2 separate regions of the Homo sapiens genome follow, and region 2 is linked to region 1. The links are chromatin loops, found by intact Hi-C in ENCODE. Cell type or tissue: endothelial cell of umbilical vein. All regions are shown on one strand. Links, peaks and the distances in the headings refer to the core of each region. The heading gives the core; the rest is flanking DNA.

Evidence for each region. Hi-C counts contacts between places; a loop is a spot of excess contacts. Peaks named below come from ENCODE experiments on the same cell type or tissue, not always from the same donor. Only the 100,000 strongest peaks of a DNase experiment are listed, where the experiment ranks them.
Region 2: it touches region 1 in a loop (19-fold over the local background); 10 of 110 quality-filtered maps call a loop at or near these places.

What each region holds. Positions count from the first base shown.
Region 1 is chr19:505,031-507,868 of GRCh38, forward strand. TPGS1 (tubulin polyglutamylase complex subunit 1) reads left to right here and starts at 2,467. Exons shown (of 2, transcript NM_033513.3): 1 at 2,467-2,814. The coding sequence starts at 2,477. It overlaps MADCAM1-AS1 (MADCAM1 antisense RNA 1), which reads right to left. Exons shown (of 3, transcript XR_936221.4): 1 at 2,346-2,838. It overlaps MADCAM1 (mucosal vascular addressin cell adhesion molecule 1), which reads left to right. Exons shown (of 5, transcript NM_130760.3): 5 at 1-313. RefSeq lists enhancers at 1,543-2,400, 2,273-2,612 and a silencer at 1,613-1,742. In endothelial cell of umbilical vein, for the core only: a CTCF peak has its summit at 1,875 (motif pointing left); a DNase peak (open chromatin) is centred at 2,251; H3K4me3 peaks cover 1,410 bases; H3K27ac peaks cover 1,461 bases.
Region 2 is chr19:382,759-385,660 of GRCh38, forward strand. LOC124904606 (a long non-coding RNA gene) reads left to right here. Exons shown (of 3, transcript XR_007067071.1): 2 at 1-1,971; 3 at 2,366-2,902. Among named protein-coding and RNA genes, the nearest start is that of SPMAP2, 8.2 kb to the left of the region's middle. RefSeq lists enhancers at 1-74, 1,050-1,576, 1,385-1,584, 1,577-2,103, 1,665-1,784 and 1 more. In endothelial cell of umbilical vein, for the core only: a CTCF peak has its summit at 1,315; no DNase peak of the experiment used is centred there; H3K27me3 peaks cover 1,261 bases.

The sequences.
Region 1 (2,838 bases), core at 339-2,838:
GGCAAACCTGCCTCCCATTCTACTCAAAGTCATCCCTCTGTTCACAGAGATGGATGCATGTTCTGATTGCCTCTTTGGAGAAGCTCATCAGAAACTCAAAAGAAGGCCACTGTTTGTCTCACCTACCCATGACCTGAAGCCCCTCCCTGAGTGGTCCCCACCTTTCTGGACGGAACCACGTACTTTTTACATACATTGATTCATGTCTCACGTCTCCCTAAAAATGCGTAAGACCAAGCTGTGCCCTGACCACCCTGGGCCCCTGTCGTCAGGACCTCCTGAGGCTTTGGCAAATAAACCTCCTAAAATGATACAAACGTGTCAGTTTTCTCAGTTGACACCCACTCCGTGGAGAGGAGAGGTCTGAGGGCTCCGGACAGCAGAGGGTTGACTGTGGGTCCTGCCCTGATGGCTCCATCTCCCTCATCCCACAGTCCGGGGCTGGAGAAGAAAGTGTTAGAAATGCTTGTTCCCCGGTGCCGTAAAGAAATAGCACTTGAATATAAATGTCATTTCCTCAGCAAGGCCACTGTTTTACTTTCTGCAGAAAGGGTACACTGGCCAGCAGTTTTGCCACGAGAGTATCCAGAACAAAGGAGACAGGGTCATTTATAACCTGACGCGTCCACCCTACTGCTCTGTCCGGTTTCCATTGGCTGGAACGGGACGGTTTCCATTGGCTGGAACGGGACCTCACATTCTGTATTTATCCCGATCGGCTAGCAGCTTGGAACTTTTAAAAAGAGGCAAAGGCAGAGGAGAACAAAGGAAGGAAGAAGTAGCTTGTGGAATGCTAAGAAAGGTAAAAACACCTTCAAATAAGGAAGAGGAACAGGTTATGACCTAATGCTTGCTTGGACCAGTATAAGCATGCCAGGGCAGATATTTAGCCTACATTGTGGGCACTAAGAACATAAAGTATGTTGATTTCCTTATTACATTATATATATTCAATATAACATTAACAATTAATTAACAAAGAATGTTAGCACAGGTCTTTTGTTTGTTTGTTTTTTGAGACAGAGTCTCGCTCTGTCGCCCAGGCTGGAGTGCAGTGGCGCGATCTCGGCTCACTTGCAAGCTCCGCCTCCCGGGTTCACGCCATTCTCCTGCCTCAGCCTCCCGAGTAGCTGGGACTACAGGCGCCCGCCACCACGCCTGGCTAATTTTTTGTATTTTTAGTAGAGACGGGGTTTCACCGTGTTAGCCGGGATGGTCTCGATCTCCTGACCTCGTGATCCGCCCGCCTCGGCCTCCCAAAGTGCTGGGATGACAGGCGTGAGCCACCGCGCCCGGCCTACCACAGGCCTTTGAATACATTTTGCTTCTAAGAGAAGTTACTATTTATTCCTAATTAGATGGGGAGGAAAGTCTCATTTGAAGAGGAACCTCTACTTCACGTTTTACAAAGGGCATTTGGTCTGCCCGCCAGAGATTCCTGTGCTGGGAGGATGGTGGAACGGTCCCCCGGCAAACAGCTCTCATTGCCCCCTGCCCGGGGCAACGCCCCTGAGGGACGGGGACGGCACCCAGCAAGCTCTGCCCGGGGCGGGGAAACGCGAGGGCTTAGTGGTTTCCTCGGTGAGAAGCTTAACCAGGAGTCCCCGAAAGCAGTGAGGGAAGATCCACAGAGGTCGCCTGGGGAAACACACCCAGAGGCGGCTTATGGAGGAGACTGCTTGTGTTTTGAGGTGGCTGCGGGCTGCGGAGGGTTGGGAGGGCCGGGAGGGCGGCCGGAAGCGAGGTCAGGCGATGAAGGCCTGGAGGTGCCAGCCCGGGGGCCCTGGAGAGCCATGGCAGAGTTTACAGCTCTGGAGGCTGCGGTGTCAGAAAGCTCCCTCTGGCGGTCAGGGGGTAACAGCGCGGGATGCTCGCCCGTGTGGCCGCCAATAGGGGCTCAGCGCAGCTGCAGCGGAGCTGGGGAGGGGGCTTCTCCCACGAGGTGAGCTACGCACTCAGACGTTGACTGAGTTAGGCGGAAGGCCAGGCTGAGCTCGACCCCCAGCACCAAGGCTCAGAGATGAACATGAGAAAAGGGTCTGGGGGCCGGGCGCGGGGCTGGGTCCAGCAGTCCTGGGCAGGTCCAGCCCCGCGCATGCTCCGTCAGGCTTCTCTGCTAACCAGGGAGACTGGTTGCTAGGAGACCATGCTAATGAAGGACTCGCTCACTACCCAAATGGCAAGCAATCCGGCTTTGTGCCAGAAACGAAGCACTTCCGAGGCAGCCATTTTGGAGTCTGGCAAAATTCAGGACCGAGGCCAAAGCCAGGAGAGCCAATCAATATACACAAAGAGGGAGGAGAAGAGAGAGTGCCAATAAGGACACAAGGAAAGTGGTAGCGTACCCTTGTCACTTCCCAAAGTCTCCCAGCGGGATACCGGTGCCCTCTGCCCTTAATCAAGATGGCCGCCTTGGGGGGGCTCTAGCGCACAGTGGAATATGGCGGTGCTTCCGGTCCCGCTGCCCTCAGCGAAGATGGCGGCAGTGGAGAAGCGGCGGCAAGCGGTACCACCGCCGGCCGGTTTCACGGACAGCGGCCGCCAGTCGGTATCCCGGGCGGCGGGGGCGGCCGAGAGCGAGGAGGACTTCCTGCGGCAGGTCGGCGTGACGGAAATGCTACGTGCGGCCCTGCTGAAGGTGCTGGAGGCGCGGCCCGAGGAGCCGATCGCCTTCCTGGCTCACTACTTCGAGAACATGGGCCTGCGCTCGCCTGTAAACGGCGGCGCCGGGGAGCCCCCGGGCCAGCTCCTGCTGCAGCAGCAGCGCCTGGGCCGCGCGCTATGGCACCTTCGCCTGGCCCACCACTCCCAGAGGTGCGCAGTGGGCCGGCTTGGGCG
Region 2 (2,902 bases), core at 321-2,820, 120 kb before region 1:
AGTGGTTGATCACATTCCTATTCTCCAGTTGGGTAATGAGCTCATGGTTGAATCGTGAATGGGTAAATGAATGGGTGGATGGAAATAATTATGGTTCACCTAATTTTATGCCCCTAAGGTCCTTGCAAAAGAAAACGGAGGGAGGAGAGAGAGGAGAAAGGGGAAGAAGTCGCATTCAAATTCACTCTCGCCAGTCTCTAAAATGGCAGATTCGTTTTGAAACAACTCCAGATTAAGCCTACAGAGGGAAGGCATGGCTGATTCTGCTGAGCACCTATTACAGCTTCAGCAGCATACCTCGTTTCGGTCCACAACAGCTGTGTAAGATTGTGACGGAGCTGGAAAGTTCCTGTTGCCTAGTGAGGTCATGTCCTAGCGCAGAACGCAGAATCACGAAGAGTGACGAATGCCCGCCGTCAACTGCTGGCCGGGCTGCGTGTCATGCAGCAACGCACAACGGAAGCACACCCTTCTCCTGTTCCCAGTGGTCAGAGCCACCCAAGTCGGGGGTGTGGGCCCCCAGCACTTCTACTTCAGGATGGAGACCCCCTGCTGCCTGGCTCCCTCCCCAGGCCCGCCAGGCTAGTCCCCTCCCCTGTCCCTCTCTCAGGCCTGCTCTCATAGCCACGCGGGCCTTTCTGCTGCACACGCCAGCTCAGTTCGGGGCTCAGTAACCCCCTCCCAATTCAGGGGCATGACTCCTTCCAGATTCTCCTTAAATATCACCTCCTCCAAAAAGCCTTCCCCAATCACCTCGTCTAAAGTAGGGCCCCCTCATTTTTCTACCTAAATCTATGGGGAGTTTGTTTGCTTAGTTGCATGTATCATGATCTTGCTTTGTGTTGACTTTTTACATATTTATTGTCTTTTTATCTCATTAGCATATGTGCTCCAATAGGGTGGAGACTGTGATTTATCTTGTTCATGCCTGGACTTCCAGCAGCATTCAGAACAGAACTTCTTTCTTTCTTTCTTTCTTTTGAGATGGAGTTTCGCTCGTGTTGCCCAGGCTGGAGTGCAGTGGTGCGACCTCGGCTCGCCGCAACCTCCGCCTCTTGGGTTCAAGCATTTCTCCTACTTCAGCCTCCGGAGTAGCTGGGATTACAGGCGCGCGCCACCACGCCTGGCTAATTGTATTTTTAGTAGAGTTGGGGTTTCTCCGTGTTGGTCAGGCTGGTCTCGAACTCCCGTCCTCAAGTGATCCGCCCGCCTCGGCCTCCCAAAGTGCAGAAGAGAATTCCAGGAAGCCTCGAGAGTGAGTGACGGCCCGCGGCCCCCGGCGAGGAGGCAGCAATACCACAGGCGACCACCAGCTGCCGCCGCAGTCAAGGGCAGTTGGTCTCCCCTCGCCAGGATTAACCCTGGACCGAGGGCTCCCGAACCGAATCGTCCCCACAGCCTGTCCTGCGAGGGCGGCTTTCCCCATTACCACCCTCGTTTCACCAAGGAGAAAACGAGCTCAGAGAGGCAGTGCATTGGCCCGGGATTGCACCGGGCGCGAACCCACGTCAGCTCCCGCAGAACCTAGATCATTCGCTGCCACCTCCCTCCGGGCCTGCTCTCGCAGTGTTGGGTGGGAACAGAACAGCCTTGGTCGTGGCTGAGGAGAAATCCCACAGATGTCACTGGACGAGGGTGACGGGTGGGGCCGGGCTTTCCCCTGGGTACAGGCACAACCGTGCTCTTCCCTCGCACAGTGACCCGCGGTGTCATCCACAATTCACAGCCTGTTTCCCAGAGGAGGGGCTCGGAGCGGTGCCCTCCAGGTGCCGCCAGCAACACAAGGCCCAGACTACAGAACACCAAATACTGTGATGAGAAATTACTTCCCTTTTCCTTCAGGGCCAGTCCTGGCTACCCCAAGGGGAAAGTCGCAGCTTGGTGCAAATGAAAGTTCAACTGTCCCCAGCATTGTCAATGGTTTTTACAGAGAGAGAGCAGGCCCAAGCCTGGGGCAGAGCATAGGAGCTGGTTAGTAACCTTGTTTTGTTCTCACTGCTGTTTGTTTGCATGCCTTTCTGGCTTTGTTTGTGTTGTTGTTTTGAAATAATTGCGAACTTTCAAGAAAAGTAGTATCATTTTGAAAGAAAGCTCCCTGGAACTGATGAAGTGGGAGGGAGGTGGGGGCAGAAGGCGCCTGGTGAGCTGTGACTGAGAGGGAGGTGGGGGCAGAAGGCGCCTGGTGAGCTGTGACCGGGAGGGAGGTGGGGGCAGAAGGCGCCTGGTGAGCTGTGACTGGGAGGGAGGTGGGGGCAGAAGGCGCCTGGTGAGCTGTGACTGGGAGGGAGGTGGGGGCAGAAGGTTTCTTTGTGTCACTGAGGTCACGTCGGCAAACATAGTTATCGTTATCCTCCTATTTGCCTAGGGAAAGCACCAGGATGTTTAATGCCTACAGTCCAAAATTGGTTGGTGGAAGTACCTACTGTCAGTCCCATCAGTAGATTCACTTATCACATGGTAAGCGGGATGTCACTCAGGCCACGGGTAAATTATTTACAAGACTTTTCTTATCAAAGATCATTAAAATTTAGACCTATAGGGAAACCTTGCCCCAAGGAAATTCCCAAAGGATCAAAAAATACAGAAGTTTTAGTTTGGAAAGAATGTGTGGCCAATAGTGCGGTGATATTACAAAACAATGAATTCGGAACTATTATAGATTGGGCACCTCGAGTCAATTCTACCACAGTTGCTCAGGACAAACTCGGTCGTGTCCAAGTGCACAAGTGAGTCCAGCTGTTGATAGCGACTTAACAGAAACTCTAGACAAACATAAGCATAAAAAATTACAGTCTTTCTACCCTTGGGTATGGGGAGAAAAAGGAATCTCTACCCCAAGACCAAAAATAATAAGTCCTGTTTCTGGTCCTGAACATCCAGAATTATGGAGGCTTACTGTGGC